2 separate regions of the Homo sapiens genome follow, and region 2 is linked to region 1. A link is an interaction called in ENCODE POLR2A ChIA-PET data of the cell type or tissue named here. Cell type or tissue: A673. All regions are shown on one strand. Each heading gives the region's core, and the rest is flanking DNA. Links, peaks and the distances in the headings are about the cores only.

Region 1 (4,397 bases), core at 102-4,101:
ACACAAGGAAAACACATCCACCTCCCTTTTAACAAGGATTGACCCAAGCAAAATAAAATCCTCTTTAAATTTCTTCGCTTCCACTTAAATTGCATGTTTTATTTCTCCCAATCCCAGCAATAGCACAGAAGCCCCATCATATCCATCCCAAACCGGTTTCGAGTAGGTTAAGGTTATAGGGACCCTTGTCAGAACATTGATACAAAGGGCTCCCAAACGCCGGGCACAAATGTGTCTGCAAACAGATGGAAGTAAACAGTGCACTGGCCCAAATGCTTCATGAGTCAGTTTGATTTTGCAATGCAATTTGCATCCTTGAAACTGCCAGTCTGGAGGGGGACGGGGTAGCGTGAGGGAGTGAAGTTGAAAGTGCCTCCTATTAGCTCACCCTTTCAACATTAAACAGAGACCAAGAGAGAAATGGTTCCAACATTTCACCACATATATTTCTTCTTACGCAGTCTAAGCTGAGAATGCCATGTAAATGGGTCACTGCGAAATGCAGCAATTTAATTTTTCTCCAATCAAAATAAGAAACAAACCAGTATGATCTCACTTCTATTAACTTTTGAAGGTTTACAGCAGTTAAAGTATTTTTGCTTCTATGTATGAAGGTTAAAAAAATCATTTTTTTTCATAAAATACAAGAGCAACCAATTTCACCATCCAGTAAAAGTAAAAACTGGGATTCTTTTTTAAATTAGTCCAAAGTGGCGTTTAGGAACTTAGTTGTAGGCTGCTGCGCTGACACCATGACAAACCAAAGTGTAGGGCTGGGTCTGGTTTTGTTTCGGTTTTCTTTTCAATATCCAATGCTCATGGATTAAGTTCTGGAAATGTTCCAATTGTAAGGCAGGGATCTGTTTGGATTCCACCATGGGTATGCTCCTTGGGTTGGATGCTGGAGGGTGAGGCACGTTTTGCCGGACCCATGTCGACTACCTAGTAGTCATCAAGGTCAAAAAATTCATCGTCTCCTCCTTGGTATTCCATTCCCTGGAAATCTACTCGGTACCGCAAGATACCTGGGGAAACAAACCAAAAGGTAAATTACCTGTGTTCATGGGATGGGCATGTGTGTAGGTGGCTGGTAAGGGAATAAGGGAAGCCCTATTCTCTTGCAGAATTGCAGAAAGCAAAGAGGTAATAATAAACATGGGTCCAAATTAGGAACCTGCACCTGCTGCGTCAATCACCTATCCCAGCAGATAATAAGCACCTCACCGGAAGCAGGGCTAGGGCTAGCCAGGAGGGACCTTGACCTGAGACCCTGGTTTTAAGTTTGGTTTGCTGATTTGCTACTCACCTCCAATTCCACCAAATCCTTTCACAAACTGAGACCCTTCTTGTGATTTATCTGTGACAATTTCCAACGTAGCTCCAAATTTTTTATAGTTGTTAGCAAACCATTCCAACAGGGGCATGCTCTCGATAAGCTCATGTTCCTGTCCGGTCTACAGGGATGACCATGAGATACAAAAATGGGGGATTAGGATATATGAAGGCTAATTAGTCCCTCTCACAGCCCCTTGCCCACCTATCACTCTCATCCTCCCATTTATAGGCATGTCTGTGTGTAAAGCTCTGTAAGTCATCTCTGGTTTTGATAACCTAATGGATATCAGCAGAGAAATTCGGATTATTTCAAACAACACTTCTCCTCAGGCTCTACCCTCAGCTATGAAATACCAACACAAAAACTCAGTGGGTATTCAGCTTATGATTCCTACTGTTGACTCTAGAAGTCAGGCTGTTGTAGTGTCTCTAAGCAGCACCCATTCAATGGCTCAGAAGAGACATTCCAGGACTGCTTTTGGGAGTGGCCTCGTAGAGAACAAAGCTCTCCAAACCAGAATTTGAGGAAGCTATCATTTAAACCTATCTCATACGGGAGGGTCATACTTTCAACTGTTGTGATGCACTTAGAGCAAACCAGAGAAGCCACTGCAGTGGAAGAGCTGATCAAGTGAAGAAAGCAGCACAGGTTTCACAGTGCAGGAGAGGCATTATGTAAATTACATTTTCCTCCCTATTAAATTTCAAGGATAATGAAATGTTTTCCTGATTGCTTAACTACTTAAAAACAAAGACAAAAACAAACAAACAAACAAAAACCAGGCCAGGCATGGTGGGTCACGTCTGTAATCTCACCACTCTGGAAAACCAATGTAGGAGGATCACTTGGGCCCAGGAGTTCAAGACCAGCCTGGTGAACACAGCAAGACCCCATTTCTATAAAAAAAATTAGGCTGCCTGGCATGGTGGCTCACGCCTGTAATCCCAGCATTTTGGGAGGCTAAGGCAGGTGGATCACCTGAGGTCAGGAGTTCGAGACCAGCCTGGCCAACATGATGAAACCCAGTCTCTACTAAAAATACAAAAATTAGTCAGGCGTGGTGGCGGGCGCCTGTAGTCCCATCTACTCGGGAGGCTGAGGCAGGAGAATTGCTTGAACTCGGGAGGTGGAGGTTGCAGTGAGCCGAGATCACACCACTGCACTCCAGCCTGGGTGACAAGAGCAAACTCCACCTCAAAAAAAAAAAAAAAAAAAAAAGGGAATGAGGGCTTGTGCCTGTACTCCTGGCTACTCAGTAGACTGAGGCAGAAGGATTGCCTGAGCCCAGGGGTTCGAGGTTATAGTGAGCTATGATTGTGCCACTGAATCCAGCCTGGGTGACAGACCAGGACCCTATCTCAAAGAAAAAAAAAAAAAGACCGGTCATGGTGGCTCACACCTGTAATCCCACCACTTGGGAGGCCGAGGTAAGTGGATTGCTTGAGCTCAGGAGTTTGAGACCAGCCCAGGGCAACATGGTGAAAACGCCTCTCTACAAAAAATTCAAAAATTAGTTGGGCGTGGTGGTGTATGCCTGTAGTCCCAGCTACCAGAGAGGCTGAGGCAAGAGGATCACTTGAGCCCAGGAGGTGGAGGTTGCAGCGAGCCGAGATCATGCCACTGCACTCCAGCTTGGGCAACAGAGCAAGACCTTGTCTCAAAAAAAAAAAAAAAAAAAAAAAAAAAAAAAGCTGCAGCTCCTTCCCTGAAATCAGATTCGTATGTGGCAGATAGATGACCACCTCCCACAGCACCCCCAATTAGTATAAGGTTTGGTTTCCCAAAGCTCACCCTCTACACAGCCAGTACTCTAACACACGGATTTACGCTTGCACGTATCATCAAACCAAGAAAATAATCACATACCTCTTTGTCTGTGAAATGAGATTTATCCTTTTCTTGCTCTGGAGTTAGATAGAGAATTTTCTCCTCTGTAGTATTAGGAGGAAAAAATGTGTTAACCTGGCTCTCATATACTAATCTGTGTAAGCTCCATAAGATGAGGTTAGATGAGAAAAGGGCTCAGGGACTCAATCTCTCAACATTTTTTCCATAAACATGTTAGCATACACTGAGTGTCTACTAGGTACAATGCTTCAACCATAAGGAACATCAGAGATGTTCAAGATATAGTCCTGGTCCTCAGCAGATGTAACAATCTTAAGCAGACGTTAAACAGTTCAAGCAGAAAAATCTATGCAGGAATGTGCTACAGACTGAAGGACTGGGGAACAATGGGTAGATCTACCTTCTGATTGCTCCTGAAATCAGCCATCCCTCCCAAATCTCCACCCCAGGCTTCCTGGCTCAGTAACAAATAGCAACCTTATTTTCTAATTCTCATACCTTCTGTGCCTTGGCAATGAAGAACATATCTCATTATATCCAGATTTTCATAGACTATTAGAATTTCTACAGCTCCCATTTCCAAAGCCTTTAGTGTATCTTCAACGCCAAAACAGTACTTGCCCGTGTCCTGGCTGATTTCATCAAAGTATCGTCCTACGATTAGGGATCAGTCAACAGGATATATATTAAAGTTTCCCTAGTAGATACAAACACACCTATTCGACCTAATGACTAAAGAAGATAAAAAATAATGCTTTTACTGAGGCAAAAGAGTTAATAAAAATACTAAATATTCCTTTTTACATTTTTGGTACCTTGTCTCATACATACAATCACGTACATACACACACACACATACACACACACACACACACACACACACACACGAAAACATTTCACAGAATAAGTAGTTGCATTTCACCGATACCTATTAATTTCTTCTCTTGAATGAATTTCACGTTGGAGAGGACTTCAGTAGATAACTCAATAGCTTGGTTGAATCCATTTTCACCACCATAGGATATATCAACTAATTTTAAAACTTTTGATTGTAACCTCTAACACACAAAAAAAATATTATTAGTACTTACTGGTACTTATTTAAAATATTATTAAAACACCTTTACTCAAACCCACTAACTCTTAATGGTATGCAAAGCTCAGCATTATGATCACTGAAGTCTAAATATGGGGAAGGAGCCCAATTTAATCA
Region 2 (4,397 bases), core at 246-4,245, 350 kb before region 1:
GAGTACTGCCATTATGAGAAACACTGTTAAAAAGCCAGCTAGCAGCTCCTGCTCTGACCAATTTTAAATTTGTTAAGAAAAGAATTGGTAAAAGGTGAAGTCAGGAAATGACGAGCAGGTACATCCTAGATCCTTCACCCCTAGAATACATTTCAGCCCAGTGATCTCAAAAACAGTCCCTACCCAGCCCACACACACACACACATGCAGAAAGACAGGAATGCAGAAGAAAAGAGTTTCTTATTCAATGACCTGAATAAACAGAAGTTCAAGACACTGCCACAGTCTGCATGTTGGATTTCCCTCTGCCACCCACCCCCATTAAGAGCTGAGAATCTTTGTGGCAACACCACCCCTTGCAGCCATTCAATACTTACAAAGAGAGAGAGAAGGAAGGCAGGAGAGCCCATTGGGACACTGTCCTGTTAGAGGACAAACAAACACTGATCAGGTTCCACAGAAACTCTCAGCCACAAGCACCCCAAACCTCAGGACAGAGACACAAGCACCACACACACAAGGACAAAATTTTAAAACTCAAGAACAAGAGGAAAGAGATCCAAAAGCAATCTGTCCATTACGCCTCTAGCACAGAAACTGATGGTCCCCAACTGCTGCAGGCTAAGCCATTTCCCCCGCCTTGAGAGCACTCTCCCAGAGGAATTAATAATTCCCCTACTCATGATTTCTCCCATGTGACTGGGCCTTTCGGTTACAATAGGCTTATTCAACGTTTAGATGGGTGCAAACCACCATCATTCTAAGATCTATGTGTCTGTATATCATTGGAATCTAGAAGCCCAATACCAAGTAGTAACATAAGGGTCCTTGGATGCTTCAGACTTCTACTACTGGAACACTGGCACACAGGTTCCTTCCTGATCGCCTCACCTTCTCTGAAGCATCCTGTTTGCGGGTAGAATCTCTCCCTCGAAGACTTTTAGCACTGATCCCAGACTCGGATGTTTGCATAATCAACTGCGTGGCCAAGAATTGCTGTAGGGAGAAGAAACAGGGTAGGCCATGGAGACCTGATTTAGTAGGGACAAATTAAGTACACTTTAAGCACTGTAAATAGAACTTTGTATAGTACTCTTCTGGCTCAAATATATTTTGACTGATTGGAAGTTTAGCATATTAAGTTTTAATTCTAGTTGCAATAGGGATGCTAAAGAATCAAGCAGCCCTAACTTTTTTTTGCTATAACATAGGATCAAAATCTCTATCCTCCAGGAATGAGAAAAATAATAAAACTAGAATGAACCAAAGATCATTCAGCAATTTAAGTAATTTGACAAATCGTGCAAAGATTTGCAATATTCTTCCAAGTTCAACACCCCAAAAAGTACCTGGTAACACAATCATAGGATAAAAGCAGGGAAAAGGAAAGGAGAAACTCTTATTTGCTGATCACCTACTATGTACCAGGTACTTAATGTAATTAAAAAATATACATTCACCATTTTTAAAAAATTTTATTTAAAAACTTTATGAAACTGCAAATAATTGCCCAAGAAAGGTAGAATATTGTATCACAACTCTTTCACCACACCAAAGAAAATAAAAGTAAGAACAAAATATTATGTTTTCAATTGTGTCCCTGACAGCTATCCACGTAAAAGCCACAGCAACCCTTCTTGGCATCAATATGAATCCTCCCCTTGAAGTATTTTAATTTCATCCTTGCTGAAACACAAAGGATCCTCAAAGTACCTGGATCTGTTCCAAGACATCTCGCTGCATCTCCACTGCCATGTGATAGACATCATGGTCTGAGCTATTGTACATTACAGCATTCTGAAACATCAGCATAATGTCACGCTGAAATTCAGCTGTGCTTCGGATCAGTCCATTTTCTATGTTTTTCTTAATAGTTGACAAATCCATAGGCCTAAAAAAAAAGAACAGGGGTAAGTAGCAGTGGGGATGGAAAGAGGACGCACCTAGATCTATGAATACATTATCATATAGACTTTCTCATATATACCTTAACTCCCAGCTGCCAGGACTTAAATGCTAACCCCTTATCCCAAAACATGCACTTAACCCAAGAAACAATCTATATAATAAGCATTGAGAAAGGTAATAAAGGGAGTTTATTTAGGTTTTTTTTGGAGACAGGGCCTGGATCTGTCACTCAGGCTGTAGTGCAGTGGCACAATCATGGTTCACTGCAGCCTCGAACTTCCAGGCTCAAGCAATCCTTGGTTCACTGCAGCCTCGAACTTCCAGGCTCAAGCAATCCTTCCCACCTCAGCCTCCCAGGTAGTTGGGACTACAAATGCGCGACACCACACCTGGCTAAGTCTTGTATTTTCTGTAGAGAGGGGGTTTCGCCATGTTGCCCAGGCTAGTCTTGAATTCCTGGGCTCAAGTGATTCACCCACCTCAGCACCCCCAAAGATTACAGGCGTGAGCCACCGCTCCTGGTGGAGATTTATTCTTTTAGACTATCAGTGGTGATCTAGCCACTGGAATTATCAGTTTAGCACTCAGTGCCCCTTATAGCAAAACCATAAACTTACTTGCTTTAAACTTTCTATCGAAAGCAAAACTTCACTAAGACTGGACAATTTATAATTCAGGCAAGTTACCATGCTGGGTGGACCATGGCTCACCTCTGCACAATGCTGTGGTAGCCAGGTGCTATGTCATCTGTAACAGGCTGCAGGAAGACATTGGCATACCTGTCCAAAAGGAATAAGGTGCAATTACTGACATTCTCCAGAAGTGCAGGGAGGGAACTTACTCTAAGTAACTAAAGGTAGTAAGAACTAATACCAGCAGTTCCACAGAAGCCTACTCAGACTTTTTTCCAGTCACCAACAATGAAGAGTAGGAGAAAATGAACCTACTGACTGGTAAAGCCCACTCACCTATGATTAGCTGCAGCTCTCCATACAAGCATGATGGCTTTCTTCCAAATTTTCTGTGCCTGAATAGCTTCCTGATCCTCACTACAGACAGAGCTGAAACAGAGATACAGCAATTCCACTAGGCACAAGTTAAAAAATAAAAATTATAATTCTCTTTTCTTTTTGAGACAGGGTCTCACTCTGTCCCCCAGGCTGGAGTGCAGTGGCATGATCATGTTCATTGCACCCTCAACCTCCCAGACTCAATCCTCTCACCTCAGCCTCCCAAGTAGCTGGGACTATAGGTGCATACCACCATGCCCAGCTAATTTTTTAATTTTTTTGTAGAGATAGGGTCTCACTGTGTTGCCCAGGCTGGTCTCGAACTCCTGGGTTCCAGCGATCCTCCTGCCTTAGCCTCCCAAAGTGCTGGGATTACAGGTGTGAGCCACTATGCCCAGCCCTAATTATTTCTTGTCAGCTGTTTATTCCAGGTCAAAAAAGGGAAACACTAAAGAAAAGATCAGGCCAGGCATGGTGGCTCATGCCTCTAATTCTACTGCTTTGGGAGGTCAAGGCAAGAAGACTGCTTGAGGTCAGGAGTTCAAGACCAGACTGGACCACATAGATCCTGTCCCTTAAAAAAATTTTTTTAAAATAAAAATTTAAAAATAAAGAAAAAGGCCAGGCATGGTGTCTCACGCCTGTAATCTCAGCACTTTGGGAGGCCGAGGCAGGTGGAACGCTTGAGCTCAGGAGTTTGAGACCAGCCTGGGCAATGTAGCAAAACTTGGTTTCTACTAAAAAAATTTTTTTTAATTAGCAGGGTGTGGTGGCACAGGCTGGTAGTCCCAGCTACTAAGGAGGCTGAGGTGGAAGGATTGCTTGGGCCTGAGAAGTGGAGGTTGCAGTGAGCTGAGATCGCACCACTGCCCTCCAGCATGGGTGAGTGAGAACAAGAAAAAAGAGAAGGAAAGGAAAGGAAAGGAAAGGGAAAAGAAAAGAAAAGAGAAAAGACAGGAAGGAAGGAAGGAAGGAAAAGATCCTCTCCTCACCTTCACTGCCTTGGCCTCAAAGAAAGAATCTCAGATACTCACAACTGTGAAGAAGCAGGGCTGCTGGGGATGGAGTCTGCCAGTGTGTGTGACTGCAGTGTAGCATTGTGTATGCTGAAGCCATCATCACTCTCGCTCACAGGAGGTTCATTATCCATTTCTGACAAGTAGCCTTCTCCTTGATCCTCTTCCTTAGGCTCCTCTAGGCTGGCCGCTTCACTGACACCATCTTCCTCCTCATCCTCACCTGGGGCATCCTTAGATACAGTATGCTCCAGTTAACAAATGCAAGCAAAGCTATCCAGCAAAGCATCATTAAACATGATCTGTCTTTTGGGTTAGAATTAGTTCTAGAAATGACCTCACGCTGTTTCCTGACTCAGCTGTCTATCACTTATACTACCATCTACTTACAGACACTGCGTTAAGTAATTTAGAACCTGGACAAAGAATAATACCCAGGATCTTTTAAAAAGAAAGAAAAAAA

Evidence for each region. ChIA-PET counts read pairs that join two places held together with the same protein. Peaks named below come from ENCODE experiments on the same cell type or tissue, not always from the same donor. Only the 100,000 strongest peaks of a DNase experiment are listed, where the experiment ranks them.
Region 2: POLR2A ChIA-PET joins it to region 1 with 5 read pairs; 6 of 35 experiments call an interaction of 5 or more read pairs at or near these places.

Annotation. Positions count from the first base shown.
Region 1 is chr5:138,507,363-138,511,759 of GRCh38, forward strand. It overlaps ETF1 (eukaryotic translation termination factor 1), which reads right to left. Exons shown (of 11, transcript NM_004730.4): 7 at 4,113-4,242; 8 at 3,683-3,838; 9 at 3,203-3,267; 10 at 1,307-1,454; 11 at 1-1,025. The coding sequence ends at 943. Among named protein-coding and RNA genes, the nearest start is that of ETF1, 34 kb to the right of the region's middle. In A673, for the core only: no CTCF peak of the experiment used is centred there; no DNase peak of the experiment used is centred there; H3K27ac peaks cover 442 bases.
Region 2 is chr5:138,159,178-138,163,574 of GRCh38, forward strand. BRD8 (bromodomain containing 8) reads right to left here. Exons shown (of 27, transcript NM_139199.2): 15 at 3,953-4,167; 16 at 2,877-2,969; 17 at 2,619-2,687; 18 at 1,714-1,891; 19 at 892-996; 20 at 378-422. Among named protein-coding and RNA genes, the nearest start is that of BRD8, 17 kb to the right of the region's middle. In A673, for the core only: no CTCF peak of the experiment used is centred there; no DNase peak of the experiment used is centred there.